Regions from separate parts of the Homo sapiens genome. Here region 1 is linked to region 2. The links are chromatin loops, found by intact Hi-C in ENCODE. Cell type or tissue: mammary epithelial cell. All regions are shown on one strand. Links, peaks and the distances in the headings refer to the core of each region. The heading gives the core; the rest is flanking DNA. Region 1 has its middle 31 kb from the start of LINC03010. Region 2 overlaps RBM33 (RNA binding motif protein 33).

What was found. Peaks named below come from ENCODE experiments on the same cell type or tissue, not always from the same donor. Only the 100,000 strongest peaks of a DNase experiment are listed, where the experiment ranks them.
Region 1: a loop joins it to region 2, with 12 times the contacts of the local background. A loop is called at or near these places in 4 of 110 quality-filtered maps.

Annotation. Positions count from the first base shown.
Region 1 is chr7:155,411,236-155,414,149 of GRCh38, forward strand. No RefSeq gene overlaps it. Among named protein-coding and RNA genes, the nearest start is that of LINC03010, 31 kb to the left of the region's middle. In mammary epithelial cell, for the core only: a CTCF peak has its summit at 1,598; no DNase peak of the experiment used is centred there.
Region 2 is chr7:155,737,754-155,740,667 of GRCh38, forward strand. RBM33 (RNA binding motif protein 33) reads left to right here. Exons shown (of 18, transcript NM_053043.3): 11 at 307-650; 12 at 1,962-2,273. Among named protein-coding and RNA genes, the nearest start is that of SHH, 73 kb to the right of the region's middle. In mammary epithelial cell, for the core only: a CTCF peak has its summit at 1,101 (motif pointing left); a DNase peak (open chromatin) is centred at 1,098.

The DNA.
Region 1 (2,914 bases), core at 105-2,604, 330 kb before region 2:
AACCACTGTGACCTTGCTCCAGGGCCCGTAATGTGCCTCTTCCTCACTGTGACCTTTGCCAGTTCCCGACCAAGGCCTCCCCACCACTCTTACCTCCTTTTCCCAGGAAGAGGGGGTCCCTCCAGGTCATCTGGGGGGTCTCTCCCCTCCTGCTTTCCCACAGCCTCCCTCTGAGGAACTCGGTGAGCCTTCCTCAGAAGGCCTTCCAGAGACCCCTTGCAAAGCCCAGCCCTAATGTGCCGTCCCCCACCTACCACTGAGGCCCCACAGGGCTCACCCACAGCAGACACTCACTGCAGATGTGGAGGTGCCTTAGTGCCTCCCCCTTATTTGACAGTCTTAAACATATGCCCTAAAACCCAACTGTCAGCCCCAAAGATGACCACCACCCATCCACCACATTGCTGGAGCCACAGAGCGACCAAGGGCTGACCCCTCCAGCCAACAGTGTGATCTGGGGAGTTACTCAGTCTCTCTGTGCCTCAGTTTTCTGGTCTAGGAAATGGGGATGATAATAATAGTATCAACCTCATAAGGCTGCTGCGAAGCTTAACTGAAATAATATGAATATTCGGCATAGCAACATGCTCAGTAAAAGTTAGCCATCATCATCACCATCATCATGGCCATCATCATCACCATCATCTTCATTGCCATCATCTTCATCACCATCATCATCACCATCATCTTCAATGCCATCATCATCACCATCATCGTCATCGTAATCTTCATCACCATCATCATCACCATCATCATCGTCATCTTCATCACCATCATCATGGCCATCATCATTGGTATTATTATGAGAATGCAGGTGGTCCCCTGCCAGGACCCGGCCACACAGAAATCAAAGGAGCTAAATGAGAAAGAGGAGCCCCGGGTCTGAGTTGGATTCTGCCACCAACAAGTGCTGGGGCCTGACTGCGTCACTTGTCCCTTGCAGATCCTCCTTGCCTGTGAAGTGGAGTGATGATGCTTTGCCCATGTCACGTGACGGGGTGAGACTCACACATACTAAGCCTGCAACAAGGTCTGAGAAGCCAGAAGCGCAACACAAATAGCGTGGAAGCGAGAGGTGTCCGGAGCAAGGCAGGGCGTTAGAGACGAGAGCAGGCCATCCCACCCCAGGGCCTCACAGCCCGGGCATCCCTGGGCATCCCTCCTTGGATGCTTAGAATAGTCAGGAATGTTCTCACCTCATTCTGTCACCCCTGGAGAAACAGAGGCACAGCAGGGTAGACTGCATGCCTCAGGCCCCCCAGCTGCATGTGGAAGAGCCAGGTCTCCACATGCCGGAAGCAATTCTTGCCTCTCTATGCTGCATGTCGTTCCTGTGACGACAGTGAGATGTCACCTCTGCAGACAGGGACAGCGTGTAGAGCGTGGCTCCATCCCATGCAGGAGGTGCCTGGAGGGCTTGGGACCTGGAATCACCCAGGCCCTGCCCCGGCCCTGGAGAACCTCAGCATCACGCGGCAGACCTGGATGTGGACCCGAATGATTCCAATATCCTGACATGGAAGGTGGCATCGGGTGTGCACACCCTGCCAGGGAGGACGTGGGAGCGCTGCTGTGCCTTGTGTCTGCAGGCACAGGAAAGCCCCCTAGAGGGCGCTTGATCAAGTCCGGAGACTCGCATCTGCCTGGCAGAGAAGGTGAAAGGGAGAGGTGGTCCCCTGGGAAGTCACAGCTGCCGGGGACCAGTGCACCTGCCGCACAGTGTGTGGTGCAGGGGTGTTGGGAGCCAGGCTGGGAGGGCAGGCGCGTGGCACCCACAGCTTTGCCATTCCCTCTGAGGAGTTTGCAATCCATTCTGTGAGCCATGGGGACCGGCTCACTTCTTAGAAGGCTTACTCCAGCAGCAGGGTGAGGAAGGACAGGGGAACAGGCTGAAGGGGACCCGTTCTGGGCTGCTGTGGTGACAACAGGGGAGGAACCAGAGCAGCCACACCAGGTACCGAGGAGGAGCCGCACCCTGAGATGCGGTCACTGCAGGGAGTGGTTGCTGTTCCCGTCCATGACCTAGGGGTAACCCGTGTGCCTCAGGCCCTGGCTCTGAGGCTGATGGGACATGTGTGTCCTGCCAGGCGTGTAGTAGCTGGGCATCAATGGTGGCTGTGATTCTGATGATGACGAGGGTCTCTGGGGAAGGGAGGCGTTCATTGTGGACGGTTCCTGGTGGCTGGTCAGGGAGTGGACAGGCCCTGGGGTCAGAGAGGCTGGTGGGCCCGGTGGACAAGCACAGGAAAGGCAGGGTGCCAGGGCGGTGAGGGTGCTCCGGCCGTCCTCCAGGAATGAGGCAGAGCACCAGCTCAGCAGGCAGAGAAGCCCTCACCTCTCAAAGCGGTTTCTCGTCCAGGTGAGGTTCTAAGGAAAGCAGCCGCTGGGCAGCAGGGGTGGCACTGACGCCTCACCGACTTCTTTCTCCAATGCTGGGAGCCCACCTGGGTGGGGAGCAAGTCCACGGGAGGGGTCCCTAACTTTCCTTTGTGATGTTCACTCATTCCGCAGATACTGGGTGAGTGCCTGCTGTGAGCCGAGTGCTGTGCTAGGAGCTGGCGGTCAGGGAGGAGCAGGAACGATGGATAGAATGAATGAGCGCGTGGAGGACTCGGCCTTGTCCAGTTCAGGAAGAACGCAATCTTGTCAAGTGTTTGTCATCCATGTGTTCATGCACTCATTAGACAGACATTTACTGAGGCCTCCTCTATTTGGGGCACTGCAGTGAACAAAACAGACAAAAGTCTCTGCCCTTGGAGCTTCAATTCCAGGGATTAAAATGAGTAACGATAACCATTGTTCTTCTGACGCTTTTTTCAGAGCAACCACAAGGTCTTCATCTATGTCTGACTCATCAACGAAGCAACCAAGACCCCATGAGCCACTTCATGAGCTCCAGGGAATAACCAGCACT
Region 2 (2,914 bases), core at 97-2,596:
CCAGTTGGAGATGTTAGGAATGCCAGGTTTTTGTACCATAGCAGTTCTGCCTGTCATTTCAGGTGCTAAAATTGGACATTGTTGGTATCTGAAATCGGAACATCTCATATAAAAGGGAATTTATGTATAGAAAATGACAAATGAAGCAATCTAGAAATAAGAGGCAAAATCTGGAATTGTTTCCAACATTCATAACCTGTCAACACTTGTGACTTCTGTCCACAGTAGGATAGTGCTTCAGACTGCTTTTCTGAGAAGCACATGGTCTTTTTAACCTGAAGTTAATGATGTTGTGTTACCTTTCAGTTTCAGGTGAACCAAGATTCCCGAGCCATCTTTTTCTGGAACAGCGAAGTCCCCCTCCACCACCACCGCCTCCTACCCTTCTTAACAGTAGCCATCCTGTTCCTACTCAGAGTCCTCTACCATTCACTCAGCCAGGACCAGCATTTAATCAGCAAGGACAGCAGCCAGTGTTCCCAAGAGAGCGGCCCGTACGACCAGCCTTGCAGCCTCCAGGTCCGGTGGGGATTCTGCACTTTAGCCAGCCTGGGTCGGCAACCACACGGCCCTTCATTCCTCCTAGACAGCCGTTCCTGCCAGGCCCAGGACAGCCGTTTCTGCCCACACACACACAGCCCAACCTGCAGGTAATGCATCCTGAGTGAACCTCCAGGGAAAAAATGTGTAGCTTCAAGGCTTTGTGTTCCATAAAGTTTCAGATTTTTATTTGAGCCTACTAATTTGTGGTTATTTAAAGAATAGAGTATTAGTCTCAAATGTACTGTTTGTTAAAGACAACTTTTTTCAACAATGTTACTTATCTCAATACAAGAAAAAAATGGGAAAATGTCATTTTTTGGGAATTGAAAAATGCTACTTATTATAATTGTTTAAAGGGTATACTACTAATAAAATTAGGACATGTTTTGATAATACATTTGCTCATCTGTATAAAATTTCATGAGAGGTTTACCAGTGGAAATACTTTGTCAAATTATATTCCTGCAGTAGACAGTTTTGAAAAGAGTCTTTGCATGGAGGGAAGAAGATGTTGCTGTTCACTGGTTATTTGAAGGCCTTGAGTGCCCTCTGCCGACCGGCTTCTGCTTCATGGGTTTTCACTGGTTATTTGAAGGCCTTGAGTGCCCTCTGCCCATCGGCTTCTGCTTCATGGGTTGACATGCGTCTGTAACATCTTTCTTACCAAGTGTATATTTCTTCTTGTATTGTAGGGTTACTATTAAAATACATAGCGATGGTAAACTTGAATCAACTATTTAAAAATACGTGGAATACGTATCTAAGCCAAAAACGGAAAATGAATATTATCTAGGGTGTTAAAGGAAGATAAAATGTTTTTAAGAATTTTTCTTTTTATTAAAAAAATGCAATTAATACATCCCCATTGCAGAAATTTTCAAGTATATATAAGAAAGGAAATTAAATACTCTCGTTACCTAGAAACAATTCAGGAGCTTTTTTTTTTGTCTTTTTTTAAATGCACATCTTCTCGCCACCTGCTTTTTCCCTCCAGTGTCACATATCATTTGATCTTTTCATGTCAGCGAGTTGGTTTTGATGCCATCGTTTGAGAGTGCTGTATGCGGTTCCCTTTCATGCTGTCTGTGTGGTTGCATGTGTGTATACTGGTTTCAGTACTTTAGTATCATAGTGCTACAGGGAACATGCTTTAGAGTTATGAGTTTGTCTGCATACCTAGTTTTCCTTAGGACAATTCAATCCTAGAATTACTGGATTAAATATAAAATTTAAGGTAATAGCTTCTGGCTTATTACTGCATTTTAGATAGTATTACCTTCATCAGCAAGTCTAAAATGAAGTTTTGGTATCGCTGAAAGTTCCTTTCTTGTGTTGAGGTTTTTTAGGAAATGATTGAAGTGATTATGCCCGGTGTAACCATTTATGAACTGTTGTTTCTCTTTCTTTGGAAATGGAAGGGGCCGTTGCATCCTCCATTGCCCCCTCCGCATCAGCCTCAGCCTCAGCAACCTCAGCAACAGCCCCCGCCACAGCACCAGCCTCCGCACCAGCCCCCGCACCAGCCCCCGCCCCAGCACCAGCCCCCACCCCAGCACCCACCACAGCACCCGCCGCAGCACCAGCACCACCACCACCACCACCACCTGTCCGTCCCGCCCCCTCCTTTGATGCCGATGTCTCAGCCACAGTTCCGGCCTCACGTACAGACCGCTCAGCCTCAGGCCAGCAGCAGCCGGATGCAGTGCCCCCAGCGCCAGGGGCTCCGGCATGTAAGTGTCAAGGGGTGTCTTCCCTGTGTCTTCCTGGGAGGCCTTTTAACTTACAGGACTTGAGGGGCATAATATGTAGGTTAGAATATTTTCCAGTTCTGATTTCTGTTTATAAAATGTGTAGTACATAGTTCTGAAGTGAATCCATGTTTTAAAAAACACTCAGGTGATTTGTTTTCTTGACTACAAGAATTGATAAGATACTCCTTTTGTGTCTCAAAGACTGTGTTAATATTTACTTAAGCATCTTTCTTGTATCTAGATATTTCTATAGCAATAGACAGGAATTAATAGACACGTAACTTTAGAAAATACTTTTGGGTGGTAGTCACTTTCCCTTTACCAGTGGCTTATTTTTTGATGTATAGATTATCTCTGTCTTTTTGGTCCCTGAATAAATACATAAATGAATTCAGGAAAAATACGTTGACTGTTCTGTTGCCAGGTGCTACTCTAGTCCTGGAAATACAGCAGTGAACAGAAGAGACAAATTCTTTTCCTTCAAGGAGCTTATACTCAGTCGAGGGAGATTAGCATACATTTATTTGTGGGGTTGTGTTCTCAAGCACCATCAGCAAATGTGTGACTTGTCGTGCATTAAAAGAAACTGGGAAACAATGTATTGCTCTGAAAATAAAAGG